Regions from separate parts of the Mus musculus genome. Here region 2 is linked to region 1. Evidence: chromatin loops called from intact Hi-C (ENCODE). Cell type or tissue: gastrocnemius. All regions are shown on one strand. Links, peaks and the distances in the headings refer to the core of each region. The heading gives the core; the rest is flanking DNA.

Region 1 (2,807 bases), core at 141-2,640:
TTGTGACCAGCCACAGGCAAGAGCAAGGCCTCAGTGTCCTGCACTGAGAGTGACTTGCTGTTTCAGTAGCAGGGTACCCCTGCCTATGCTTCAGAAACCATTGAAACTAGGAAGAGCCAGGGTTGGGCCTCACTTTGGACTTCAGATGTTTCTCTTTGACTAAAATTTTCTACCAGTAAGAACCCAGCTACAGGCTCAAAGCAGGCTGGAGACATTCTGGGGACCCATTCGAGCTCTCTCTCTCTCTCCCCCCCGCCCCCTCTCTCTCTCTCTCTCTCTCTCGGAGCTGAGGTACTTCTGAGTGGGGTTTGGACCTCACCTTCCAAGAAATGGCGAAATGGTTACACCCACCATTCCTCAAATACCAGGGCGCCCACGTGGTTATGTAGCTTGGTATTTCCCAAATTTGAGATATAAAGCGTAGTTAAATGAAAAAGCCAAGGAAGGCCTGGCATAATTTTTATAAACCAGCATCATTGTCTCGTGTCCCACAGCCATTGTTAAATCAAGTGTACAGAGAGGAAGAAAGTCAGAGAGCAGTTTCAGGCCAGAGAACACAGCTCAACTTCAGAGCAGCCAGGGAAGACTCGGCAAATACTGGGGTGTCAAGTCCAGAGACCTTCTCCTCAGCCTTAGGTTTCAGACTAGAGTGCTATCACAGGTGCCCAAAGATGCTGAGGTGACCATTGGGTGGCTGCCTATGACAAAGTGGCCCAATAACAGCCCGGGAACAAGGTGGTGTGCCTCAGTTTCTCAAAAACAAACCGTACTGTGGAACATCGCCTTGCTCAGCCCCTCAGCTCAGCTGTCCTCAGTTAATATACATCTGCTTGTGGACTGAGGCAGATCACCTGCTCTGTAGGACTTAAAGGGTTCTGGTCGGCTACACTAGTGACCCCAGTTACATAGAAGATAGGCCCAATCATGGAGTGTGTGAGGCACATGGTAAGCATTTGTTGCCTAGCATGGAGGCAACCCATAGTGTTAGCTTGTGTGACTGTTAGTAGCCTGATATCTCTGTCAGGCTCAGGAAAGGAAGGACTAAAAGGACACTGCTGGGCTCCTGGGGAAGAAAAGGACAATGACAGTGAGGCCTAGGTGTTGAAGAGGATGATGGACGGGTAGCAGGGCTCTGGGGTTCCATGTGCTGAGGGGGAGGAGACAGAGGTCCTGGTCACAGCTGGGTTCCCAGGCACTGATGGGAATGTGACTGGGAAGCTCCTGGCCCACCAAAGGCTCATGTGCAGTGTCTCCCAACAGCCTCTATCTTAAGCCTCTTCCTAGCCACAGCTGTCTTGCCTGTTACCTGCCATTCAGACAGCTACACTGCCTCAGGTGAGCCTGGCTAAGGAGCCATCGTTGCTGGTTCTTTTTTTTTCCCCCCCCAGAGCTGAGGACCGAACCCAGGGCCCGAGTAAGCGCTCTCACTGAGCTAAATCCCCAACCCCCATTGCTGGTTCTGAGCTAAGCCAGTCCACACTTCTACCCCATGCTTGGAGGGGAGGCCCATCCCAGAAGCCCAGTTGGGGAGTGGGTAGCACCTGCATGGTAGATTTCAGCCAGCTTTCACACTGGACTCCCACAGCCGATTCTCAATGTCAGCAAGCACAGCAACCCGTGCACCACAGTGCTTGGGTGCAGGAAGGATGGCAGCCCACACACAACAAGTATTTATATAAGAGAGAGAGAGAGAGAGAGAGAGAGAGAGAGAGAGAGAGAGAGAAGGAGAGAGAGAGAGAGGGAGGGAGAGAGAGATATGCAGGTATGCAGGAGGCAAGGAGAACTAGAACACATTGAGAAACCTCTCTATAGGGTCAGAGTGGCACGGGGCCCTCAACTCAAGAGTTCCCAAACAAGCCAGCCCTCTACTGATGGTTCCTTTTGGGTCAGGCCCATCCTGTTGGTGTCAGGAGCAGCAGATGTGGCAGGAGGTGGCCGGGTCACCTGCTAGAGTTCTTCAAAGAAGGCCACTCGGGACTTGGCGCTCTGCAGAGTGAGCTGTAGAAAGAAGAGAAGAAGCTGAAAGAGCACTGGGTCTCACAGCACGGCCCATCCTGCTGCAGGGAATGACCTCAACGGTGGCTTGGGTGACAGAGAAACCTGCCCAGTAGATGCTCAAGATACTAGCAGTCAAGCCCAGATGAGGGTTCAGATTTATTCCAGGATTCAAATGCAAAATGACAGATGACATGTCAGAAAGGATAGCAGAAAACGTGCCTATCAACCTTTTCCCAGAGCGAGTCTAGTTTGTGACTCTCATGTTTCTCTGGCTCTGAACCGCCAACTCTCATGCTGCTGTCTGTACTGCACGAACTCTCTGGGCTGAGGCCCAGGCTTGGCACCACCTAGGGCAAGGCAACATGGCCTCAGGCAAAGCAGGCCTGTGTCAGATGAAGTTTGTTCTCTCTGCTCCTACTTCTGGGTGACTCCAAAGCTGACTTGCCCATGGCCTGGAAGGTGAGAGACCAGACTCTCCTATGCATGCCAGGCTGGAGTAGGACAGGTGTACTGGGCAGTACCTGGCAGGTCAGGAGGATACCACCAAGGTCTGGCCTGGGAGCACGGAGAAGGGAGCAGAGGCAGATGTGCCTCCCCGAGTTCCTGACCCTGGGGCTGTCCTGCAGCCTCTCCTCAGAGAGCAGCATCTGGCATAGGCACCCATCTCAAGCTGCTCCTGAACCGGTGCCCTCGGGGCAAGATTATATGTTCTTGATGCAGCCCCTGGCCTTCCGAGAAAGGAGTGTGTGTGTCAGCAACTGCACACTGTCCATCTGTCCATCTGCACTTCCCCCAAATGTTCACCTTAG
Region 2 (2,807 bases), core at 114-2,613, 50 kb after region 1:
AAAGGGGGAATGAGGGAGACAGGCAATGGCATGTGTGGACGACAACAGATGGCTGCAGAGAATTCTAAATGAGGGCTTTAGCCTAAATGAACAAAGCAGCCTGTTAGTGAGTTTCCGACAAAGGGAACTTTTTAAAAAACTGTTGCAGACCAGTTGCTAGTTCAGCCACTAAGAAGCTATCGGTAAGACAGCTGCGTCTTTTTGCATTAAGATCTGCTTGCCCAGCCGTCTAGTGCACACCTTTCATCCCAGCACTGAGGAGGCAGAGGCAGGTGGATCTTTGAGTTGAGGTGAGTTCCAGGACAGCCAGGATCACACAAAGAAACACTGTCTCGAAAAACCATCCAACCAACAACAAAGTCCTCCTCCCACCGCCAAGAAAAAGATGTGTTTGATTACAGCAGAGACTGACAAGGTGGCGGCATGACAAGAGCTGCGGGTTGCTGCACTTTCTGTCTCAGTGTTGGCCTGTGGCGCACTTCCCAGGACTGCAGGAGATAAAGTGTACTTTCAAATCTTTATATAAGACAAAAGTCACCAAGGCCACTGAATTATGACTGTAGAAAAAAGTCACCACTTCCAATGTGCTGCTCTAAGGAAAAAGGAAGCAATAAAATTTGATCGATTCAACTTTTAAGTACACATGAGGCTCAGGAAATATAATTCCTAAGCCATAATGTTGAATTAACATATCTCATTACACCTAATTTCTTACAGTGGTGCAATGTGTGATGTTCCAGACACAAGGACAAGAAAGCCACATGAAGTAAGAATACGCTAACAAAGCCAACTGTCTTTCCAGATTCCTAGTATTAAATGTTGCCTTCCTTAGTCACAAAACCAATCTAACATTTCAATACGAAGGAAAATCAAGCCAAAGTCACAGGAGGGACAAGTGCTGTCTCAGGTAAGCACACGAACGCCATTTTTATAACACAGGGAGTCTGGTTTCGTGGAGCTTAAGCCTGGCTTGAGTTCTCTACAGAACAGAAGATGACCCTGAATTTCTGATTCGCCTGTGGATTACAAAAGCACACTGTGTTCTGTTTATACAGTGCTGAGCTGGAACCCAAGGCTTCATGAATACAGAGCTACAGCCCAACCCCTAAAGAATCTTTATGTGGCTTCGGTCACACATATAATTCCCCCAGGCTTTAAAGCCAAGAAAAACTGAAAGCTGAGCTGTCCTGAAGCAGTGAAACCTTTAAATCTCCTAGTTTCTTTACAAAGAGATAAAGAAGCAGCCATAACACAGAAACAATCTGAAAGGGCTACCTTTTAACCTAACACACACACAGATCTCTTTGGTGAAACTATCTGGCCAGGCATGGGGGCACACATACTATAATCCCAGCACTTGAAAAGCTGAGGGAGAAAGATCTTAAGCTCAAGGCCAGCCTTGGCTATGTAGTGAGATTCTCTTCTCCAACAAAACAAGACAACATTTGGAGGGTAATATTACATTTCACATACTGTATCATGAACACAATACACGGAGATTCCACAGTACAAGGATTAGGTAAAAGCCAGATATAATTCTGGGAAACCAATGTAATCAATGGCCCGTAACTATCCTCTACATCATAGACAGTGGGCATCTTCAGGAGCTTAGGCAGCTTGGGCATCAGTCACTACAGACAGCCAGGAAACTGAGGGGCTCTCTGGCTATAACAAAGCAAGGCTCCCATCCTTAAACCAACAACCTTACTGTGCTTCTAGGTGGTCAACCTGTAATTCTGGAACACCTATTATTTCTTCAGTTTGATTGAACAATAACTTACTTAAGAATACCAACTGCATATTCAGTGAGCCTCTCTTTAAGGGGCTTGCACTCTAATAAAAGAGGAAATGAAATATATACCCAGAGTAGCACAGAGCAGGTTGTCTGAAACACCTTAGGAGTGGGACATGCCAAGGGTCATTGCCATTCAGAATTCCTGCCTCAATGACCCAGATCTTGAACTTTAAAGGAACTTTTTGCTAAGTCTCTGAGGCTTTTCTTTATACTGTCAGAGAACTTTTAAGTTAGCTAGAAGAAACAGGGATGCATCTTCACTAAGGATTTATACTGGGTTACTCTATTGTTCATCATCACACCTCTGCAATTTCATCTGACACCAATTCTCACTGCTTGGGTAAAGTTCTATTCTGAAGACTTTTTTCTATTACTGAGCCAAAGGACTGACTATTTGGAGGCAGAACATTTTCTGCAGTGTGGAAGTGTTTGTGGTCAACTCCAAGGGGTTCACCTGGTCTGCTTCTGAAACCATACCTGGACTGGTCCTCTTAATACGGTAGGGGTGGTTGGGAGGGGGAGATAGCATGGGCTAGTGTACCTGTAAGAAAAATAAGTGTTGCGTGATCTCTTGAACTAGCTCCTCCTCAGCATTTTCAGGATAAAATTTGGCCAGGAAGTGAAAGGTAACTGGTTCTTCCTTCGAAACATCATGATCCAACACCTGCAGAATTGCAGAGCAGAAGACATGCTGTGCTGGCCCCTTCTATTACCTTCAAAGCGTGCTTTGCAGGGAAGGTAGACAATCCCTTCCCGTTACATTCTTCCCATTTCCTAAAGGCTGTGTGTGTTATACAATTGGAAGCACTCACAGAGCCATCCATAGCAGGATATAATATCCACTTCATGCAGGGGTTCTGAACCAAATCAATCAATAACCCACAGGGTGAGCGGAGCCACAGTGACAGCACCAGGATTCTCAAAGCCACAGAAAATGGTTACAAGCTAGAATCTAAAACTCCAAGATCCTGGGCATATCGTTTATGGAAGACTGAAATAACTACATCTACCT

The links. Peaks named below come from ENCODE experiments on the same cell type or tissue, not always from the same donor. Only the 100,000 strongest peaks of a DNase experiment are listed, where the experiment ranks them.
Region 2: it touches region 1 in a loop (2.0-fold over the local background); 4 of 42 quality-filtered maps call a loop at or near these places.

What each region holds. Positions count from the first base shown.
Region 1 is chr11:4,766,276-4,769,082 of GRCm38, forward strand. Nf2 (neurofibromin 2) reads right to left here. Exons shown (of 17, transcript NM_001252250.1): 17 at 1-1,998. Among named protein-coding and RNA genes, the nearest start is that of Cabp7, 20 kb to the left of the region's middle. In gastrocnemius, for the core only: no CTCF peak of the experiment used is centred there; no DNase peak of the experiment used is centred there; H3K27ac peaks cover 425 bases.
Region 2 is chr11:4,816,169-4,818,975 of GRCm38, forward strand. It overlaps Nf2 (neurofibromin 2), which reads right to left. Exons shown (of 17, transcript NM_001252250.1): 3 at 2,337-2,459. Among named protein-coding and RNA genes, the nearest start is that of Nf2, 32 kb to the right of the region's middle. In gastrocnemius, for the core only: no CTCF peak of the experiment used is centred there; no DNase peak of the experiment used is centred there.